2 separate regions of the Homo sapiens genome follow, and region 2 is linked to region 1. Evidence: read pairs that join two places in POLR2A ChIA-PET (ENCODE). Cell type or tissue: HCT116. All regions are shown on one strand.

What was found. ChIA-PET counts read pairs that join two places held together with the same protein. Peaks named below come from ENCODE experiments on the same cell type or tissue, not always from the same donor. Only the 100,000 strongest peaks of a DNase experiment are listed, where the experiment ranks them.
Region 2: POLR2A ChIA-PET joins it to region 1 with 5 read pairs; 4 of 35 experiments call an interaction of 5 or more read pairs at or near these places.

What each region holds. Positions count from the first base shown.
Region 1 is chr1:6,218,315-6,222,314 of GRCh38, reverse strand. It overlaps RNF207 (ring finger protein 207), which reads right to left. Exons shown (of 18, transcript NM_207396.3): 17 at 3,946-4,000; 18 at 1,016-3,079. The coding sequence ends at 2,908. ICMT (isoprenylcysteine carboxyl methyltransferase) reads left to right here. Exons shown (of 5, transcript NM_012405.4): 5 at 1-1,122. Among named protein-coding and RNA genes, the nearest start is that of RNF207, 14 kb to the right of the region's middle. RefSeq lists silencers at 2,664-2,849, 3,280-3,480. In HCT116, no CTCF peak of the experiment used is centred here; DNase peaks (open chromatin) are centred at 1,874 and 2,486; H3K4me3 peaks cover 1,344 bases; H3K27ac peaks cover 3,639 bases.
Region 2 is chr1:6,146,866-6,150,865 of GRCh38, reverse strand. CHD5 (chromodomain helicase DNA binding protein 5) reads left to right here. Exons shown (of 42, transcript NM_015557.3): 8 at 1,454-1,620; 9 at 1,791-2,012; 10 at 3,995-4,000. Among named protein-coding and RNA genes, the nearest start is that of CHD5, 31 kb to the left of the region's middle. In HCT116, no CTCF peak of the experiment used is centred here; a DNase peak (open chromatin) is centred at 2,005; H3K4me3 peaks cover 984 bases; H3K27ac peaks cover 476 bases.

The DNA.
Region 1 (4,000 bases):
AGTAGCTGGGATTACAGGCTTGGGCCACCATGCCCAGCTAATTTTTTTGTATTTTTAGTAGAGACGGGGTTTCACCATGATGGCCAGGCTGGTCTCGAACTCCTGACCTCAAGTGATCCACGCGCCTCGGCCTCCCAAAGTGCTGGGATTACAGGCGTGAGCCACCACGCCCAGCCAAGATGAACTCCTTAAGGACAGGATTTGGTAAGTGATTGACTTCTTTTTAGTTCCATGATCTTGAGATTATTTTTAGCTTTATAAATTTAGCAGTGGCAGGGCCCGTGGAGAATCAGGTTAATGAGGTAAAGGCTTTCTGGGTATTTGCTGCCAAGGCCACATCACCAATTTTCTCGATTTAAAAAACTGTCAAGAGATTTATTTTTCCATTGCAGGTTTTAAAGTGGAGATTCTGAAGTGGAAAATAGGTACTGTCAGAACAAAGCTACCTGGAAACAGCATAGAGTGAAGCCTTTCGTGAGGGCTTGCAGGCCGCTGCTGAGTGGCAGTTTACAGAAGAGGTCGCGGGGTGAGCCTCTTAGCAGGACAGAAAACAAGGCAGCAGCGCACCTGCCACCCCTTCACGAGCTGCTCCTTGAGCCTAAAAAGTAGGCTTTATTCATCCCTTCTGTTCATTTACCAACCTGGGGGATTGATACGACCGGGGAAAATGTTCCTAAACCAGGAAGCTGCGTTAGCCGATCAGGCTTTGTAAGATCTCGCCAACAGCTAGCTGCTTAGGAGTACCCCCACGATACGCACAGCACACCACTGTCCCTTCACTGCACTTTCTTCCTGCCTTAGGTAGTTGGGCTTGCCCACCCTAGTTTGCTTTTGTAGTGGTTTGGCAAGGTTAGAAGGCCTCGGCCTCTCTGTCATGCTGGGAAGTGCCTACTCTCTGGGCCACTGCTGCAGAGGCCGTGGCACTTGTCATGGGTTTGGAAGACCCAGCCATCTGCAGCAGAGGCAGCCTATCCCATTGCAAGGAGAGGAACTGAACGGAGTAATTATTCTACTCTTCTTTTTACATAAATGTTTATTTAAATATTCTAAATTGGATTTTCTTTCACAGATACTGATTATTCTTTCCAGTTCTTAAATAAAACTGCACTTGATTTCACTCAACCACAGTGTGATTGTCTGGGATGTGAAACTCTGAGGTCACTCTTGGGTAAGAAGCGTCTTAAGCCTTTAGCCTCAAACGACGTGTGTTTGGCCTCCTCAATTTCTTTCTGAATTCCTACCTCTAACCAGTTGTAATGATAATTCCTTTTGCCCTGCAGGCCACCACATAGGTTTGTAAGGCCTTGGAACAGGAGCCTCAGTGCCCCTGAAGTAGCAGGTGCAGGGACAGTGGACGTCAATGTGAGTGATGTGTTATGTGTTGAATGTGCTGCCATGTTAGCACGTAGACCCATTTGCTGTTAATCACTGAATCAAGCTGAATATTTGCTTAAATGTGACTATCTGGGCATCATTTTGCCACAAAAACTTGTAAAATTTTACGTCACGTGGGTTACTTTTTAAAAAGCATTTATTAAGCTCCTCTAAATGAAAAGGATACTGTGGAGAAATGGAAAACTGCTGGGAAAAAACTACTAGAAAAAAGGTTGCTGCCACCCAGTGCCTTGCTATCAACGGAAGTCGGACTCAGGAGGGCTGCAGGAGTTTGGGAAAGCAGCGAAGTTGTAACTGAGACCATCTGCCACATAAGCTGGCCAGGTGCTAACCCCTGGCTTTAGGAGCTCTGCCCTTGCTGGAAAGGGAGAGAAGCTGGAGCAAACGTTCCTCATCCTTCCATGAGTCACTGCTCAGATTACTGTGTGGAACTTCCCAGTAGCACCAGGTTAACAGTGGGACTGTTATTCCGGAGGAACTGGATTCCTTTGCAATAGGGCAGGTGCCACTCAGTGGTGGAGTCTTGTTACCTAAAACCGGCACACCCTGACATACCACACTCTGCCCAGCACAGGGCCTGGCACACCGACGCTCGGTGCGTAGGTGTGGAACTAGCGAGGGATTTCTTGCTGGATTGTCACTCCCTGATGTTTTCCATGTGGACTGGGAGTCATCCCAAGCTACTGTGACAAGGACGAAGACTTCATGCCATGCAAACACGGGGAAAATCAAAACTGCCCAAGCCAAAGGATCTGAAATTATGGCCTGTCAGAGCTTCTGGGTTTTACTCTTGACAAATGATTACCTTTTAAAGAAATAACCGGCCGGGCACAGTGGCTTACCCCTGTAATCCCAGCATTTTGGGAGGCCGAGGTGGGCGGATCACCTGAGGTTGGGAGTTCGAGGCCAGCCTGACCAACATGGAGAAACCCCCTCTCTACTTAAAATACAAAAAATTAGCCGGGTGTGATGGTACATGCCTGTAATCCCAGCTACTCTGGGGGCTGAGGTAGGAGAATCGCTTGAACCTGGGAGGCGGAGGTTGCGGTGAGCCAGAGATTGCGCCATTGCACTCCAGCCTGGGCAACAAAGAGTGAAATTCTGTCTTAAAAACAACAACAACATTGGCCAGGCGCGGTGACTCACCCCTGTAATCTCAGCACTTTGGGAGGCTGAGGCAGGTGGATCACCTGAGGTCTGGCGTTTGAGACCAGCCTGGCCAACATGGTGAAACCCCATCTCTACTAAAAATACAAAAAATTAGCGGGGCGTGGTGTCAGGCGCCTGTAATCCCAGCTACTCGGGAGGCTGAGGCAGGAGAATCGCTTGAACCCAGGAGGCAGAGGTTGCAGTGAGCCGAGATTGCACCATTACACTCCAGCCTGGGCAACAGAGCGAAACTCCATCTCAAAAATAAAAAATAAAAAAAACCATCATGGGAACAACCTTCTGTCCAGTGTCCCAGTCTTGTGCCTGCTCTAAGAGCCTGACCCTGGGGACCGGTCCCATTTGCTAAGTCGGGTGTTCCCTCCATGTGGGGACATCGCCCCCATTTTTCTGTTTGGATCTGTGATGATCCATATTTTTCAGTAGAGGCTCTTCTGAGAGGCCGTTCGGAGCCCAGCTGTTTCCTTTAGGCTCTGATGTCTTCTCTCTCTTTTCCGGGACACTTCCTGGATTATTCCTAAAGGGACAGCCTCATGTAAGCCCAGCCCGCTCCCCCATTTCACCATATCCCTGCACTAAAATCCACTTGGGCCAAAGCACTCAGAATGGAACGTCTTCCTGGAAGGCCTCAGTGAGTGAGAACCAGGAAGGCTCTGTCTCCAAAAGGACCTTGTCTACTTCTGAGTAGGAGCCCATCCCCAGGGGATGGCTGTGAGTTGCTGAACCATCAGCCTGTGTCAGCGGTTTCTGGTGACACTGCATTTTGAATTTGGAAGCATCTGAGCTAATAAATGGCGGCTGTGCAGGGGAGGCTGGGGCCAGACTCTGCTCTGTCACCAGCCGCGCTGTGACTCTGGCCACTTCAGCAACCCTCTGCACACCCCTAGGCTCTTCTGGTTCTCATTCTACAGTGCTGTCCTCTGCCCTGTGACTATGTTTTCCTGAAAGCAAAATACACAAAGATCAGCCTGTGACTGTGTCGTAGGTGTTAATGCACAGCCGTCTTCCTCTGGCAGGTACTGGGGCGCATGCGCTGGCTCTGGGGAACAGTCCTCGGTCACTTTCTCATTTCAGTGACCCGAGTCCCCTAGCATAAGCACGTGCAGCTCCCAGTGGTGAAAGTGGATGCAGGCAGCAGCCATGGCTGTTTATAATGGTAAAATGGGGTTCTGTCTATCAAAGGAACACCTGTTTTATCTATGAGGTCACTTATAAGTTACTCATCTGGGCTGAGAGCCTCTCTGACCCCTTGTTTTACAAAGAGGCCCAGCCAGGGCCCCAGAGCTGGCGCCAAAGGGGAAAAGCCTGGAGTTTCCTTTGTCGTCCTGTTGGCCTCAGAAGCCACATCGCGTGCACACTCTCCAGTGGAGAGACTTGCTTTACCTGGCTGAGGCCGCGTTGTTCCTGCTGTCGTCGTGCGTGTTCTGTAGACTCTCTG
Region 2 (4,000 bases), 71 kb after region 1:
GCCCCTGTGTTTCCCACACGGCCCTGGTTTCTACTGTCTGGGGAGGGGCATCCTGTCCCAGTAAGGAAAGAACAAGGAACCTATGGTGGGAGCTACCCCAGGGCATTTGCATTAGCAGTGTGGTGACTGGAGAGGGAAGTGCTTCATCTCATCGCCATCCTCCCTTCAGTCACCCCCCACCCACTTAACACCCATCTTTACCTCACCTTCCTTCCCATCCCTCCTTCTCCCTCCTTCCCTCAGTCCCTTCTTTTTATCCATCCATCCTTCATCCATCCAGCCATTCATCCATCATCCATCATCAATCCATTTGTCCATCCATCCGTCAGCTATCCATCCACCATCCATCCATCCATCCATTCATCCATCCTTTTGTCCATCCGTCCGTCCGTCCGTCCGTCCATCCATCCATCCATCCATCCATCCATCCATCCTATCATCCATCCATCCACTTGTCCATCCATCCATCCATCCATCCATCCATCCATCCATCCATCCTTTTGTCCATCCATCCATCTGTCCATCCATTCATCCATCCCATCCATCCATCCACTTGTCCATTCATCCATCATCCATTTGTCCATCCATCCATCATCCATCCATCCATTGTCCATCCGTTATCCATTCATTTGTCCATCCATTATCCATTCATTGGTTCATCCATCCATCTACCACTCTGTCCATCCATCATCCATTTGTCCATCCATCATCCATTTGTCCACCCATCCATCCATTTGTTCATTCATCTATCCATCCTTTTGTCCATCTATCCATCCATTTGTCCATCTATGCATCCATCCTTCCATTTGTCCATCCATTACTCATCCATTTGCCCATCCATCCATCCATCCATCCATCCATCCATTTGTCCATCCATCCATCATCCATTCATTTGCCCATCCATTCATCCATCCATTTGGTTTATCCATATATCCATCCATTCTTTTGTCCATTCATCCATCTATACATCCATCTATCCATCCACTTGTCCATCCATCCATCCATCCATCATCCGTCCATTTGTCCATTCATCATCCATCCATCCTTCCATCCACCTATCCATCCATCCATTTGTCCATCCATCCATCCATCCATCAGTCCACCCATTTCCATTTGTCCATCCATTTGTCCATTCATCATCCATCCATCCATCCATTTGTCCATCCATTCATCTATCCATCCATTTGTCTATCCATCCATCATCCATTTATCCATTCATCTTTCTACCCATCCACCCACTCTCCTACCCTTCCTTCCTTCCTTCTTTCCTTTTATCCATCTTCTATCTCCTCACCCTTTTACCACCTCAACCATCAGTCTATTCACCCACCCACCTTTCCATCCACCCTCTATTAGACATCTACTCTGTGCCTGTCTGGCCTGGGGCGATGCAGTTGGTTGTGTGCTGGGAGTGTGGATGAGGACTTCCATGACTGCCTCTCCCCTACCCTAGTTGATGATGGTGACGGCTATGAGACAGACCACCAGGATTACTGTGAGGTGTGCCAGCAGGGTGGGGAGATCATCCTGTGCGACACCTGCCCGAGGGCCTACCATCTCGTATGCCTGGACCCAGAGCTGGAGAAGGCTCCCGAGGGCAAGTGGAGCTGCCCCCACTGTGTAAGCCTTGGCAGAGCCCCGGGCTGGGGGCGGGGCCACGCCTGGCTCCCCCACCCCTGTGCCCTCATTTGGGGGCAGAATGCGGGGAGATGCTGTAGGGGAGGGAGGGAGTCGGGCCTGGTGGAGCGGGGACCCCGCCCAGGGTGCCTCCACCTGGCCTCCTCCCCCAGGAGAAGGAGGGGATCCAGTGGGAGCCGAAGGACGACGACGATGAAGAGGAGGAGGGCGGCTGCGAGGAGGAGGAGGACGACCACATGGAGTTCTGCCGCGTGTGCAAGGACGGGGGCGAGCTGCTCTGCTGCGACGCCTGCCCCTCCTCCTACCACCTGCATTGCCTCAACCCGCCGCTGCCCGAGATCCCAAACGGTGAATGGCTCTGCCCGCGCTGTACTGTGAGTGTTCCGCCCGCCCCGCGCCGGACGCCCCGCCCCACCCCAGGAACAGGCCCCGCCCCCAGGGGAAGGCCTGCCCTCCTCAAAAGGCCCCGCCCCTGCCGGCTCCTGCCCCGCCTCGGTAGCCGATCCCGCAAAGCTTCGCCCGCGCTGCTCGAGACCCCGTCCACAATAGCTTCCTCGCGCCCTTCTCCGCGTCTGACTCCCCTAGAGACGGGAGGCATGAGTGTTAGGGAAAGGCAGACAGGTGTGGTGATCATGCCAACACCGCGACCACTGTTCAGTGACCACGTGCTCTGCAAGGGCTCCACATCCATCATAGTGTCCTTTAACATTACTGAGTATTCTGGCACCAGGCATGTTACTCCCTTTTTAGATGAGAAAACTGATGCTCAGGGAAGCAGAGTGACCTGCCTAAGGCCACACAAGGGCAGAACTATCCACTCAAATTCAGGTTCCTGGAGCCACCCCAGACCTGGCTCCTGTTCCAAGGCTGGGGATAGGGAGAGGGCAGGAGGCTTCTAGGGCAGGAGGCTCCTAGGGCGGGAGCCTCAGTTTCTACAGGAAGAGGGGCACCCCCCATCCGTCACCCCCCAGTCACAGTAGACATCGGAAGGCCCCTTGCTCTGAGCTGTCTGTCCTGCCCCCTGTGGTGCCAGATCCTCCACCCCTCAGGTCCTGGGCTGTGCCTCCTTTAGCCCTGGGCCGTCCTGTGTGCATTGTGCGTGTGTATGTGTGTGCGTGCATCCGTGCGCATACTTGTCTGTGTCTGTGTAGGGGCCAGGGGAGGACCCTTTTGAGGGGTGCAGCCTTCTGTGCTTTCCTAGGATTGATGGAAGGCCCTGGGGATGGGAGGGGGGCAGGAGTGGGGTTCCTCTCAGCTTCTTCCCTGAGGGGCTGGGATGGGGGTAGGAGGGTCCATGGCCTGGGTAGGAAGGGTCCCCTCTTCCACTCCCCCAAGAGCCAGTGGAGGAGCCTTTCCTGCCTCCCATGTCCTCCTCCTCCTCCTCTGCCTCTCGGCCTTTGCTGTCACCAAGGCCAAAGGAAGGCTGGCTGTGTGGTGTACCTTGCACCTCCAGAATGCCTTCAGGTGTGATGTGGCACCACAGATCTGGTAGGTGGAGGAAGGGGTGGGCCATTTTACAGATGGGAAAGCAGGCTCTGGAGGCTTGGATGAGTTTCCGAGGACAGGTAGTAGCAAAGCTGGGACCTGCTATCCCCACCAGAGCTGTCTCCCTGAATCAGTCACCCCCGACCCTGTCCAGTCAGACAGCACCGCCTCCTTGGAGGGCCAAGGCTGCTCCCACCCATCTCAGGGCCCGAGTGGTGTGGTTTGTGGCTGTTGTATTTCTTGCCTTTGCCAGCCAGCAGCTCACTGTCACCCTAGCATCTGTCAGGGCCCCTGCAGTGTGTCTGTGGGCTGCCAGAGATGGGGCCTCATTGTCCCAGCCTAGACGCACGGTGCCTGGGTGCAGCCCTGCCCCGGGTGAGGGATGGTGGATGGGGCTGCCGTGTCCCTGGGCTCCAGCACAGGGCTCATGCTCCCTGAGTGCTTGGGGATCACACAGTGATGTGACCTCTTTTCAGGGGGCAATGGGAAGACCTAAGGTAGGGGAAGTCCAGAATCTCATGTTCTGCTCCCTGCTCTGCTGTCCCTTGCCGAGTGGGCCTCAGTTTCCCCCTCTGTCCTATGCACATGGCAGTCTCACCTACGCTGGCTCAGATATTCTGGGTGCCGATAAGTTCACCATTGAGTGAAAGGGCCACGTGGTCTCACAGACCCCCACTGCCCATCTCCTGTGTGCATGACCCATGCGGCTCCTGGGGACGGGGTGGATGTCATGGCGTCACCGTGGTACTGTTCTGACTTGGGGGCAGTGGCACTGATGGGAGGGAGCCTGCATGGCAGCCTGCTGTCATGGGAGCCTCAGGGTGGGGCCCTGCAGCTGAGCCCCACCTTGGGGACCCTTCTCTGTCCACAGTGCCCC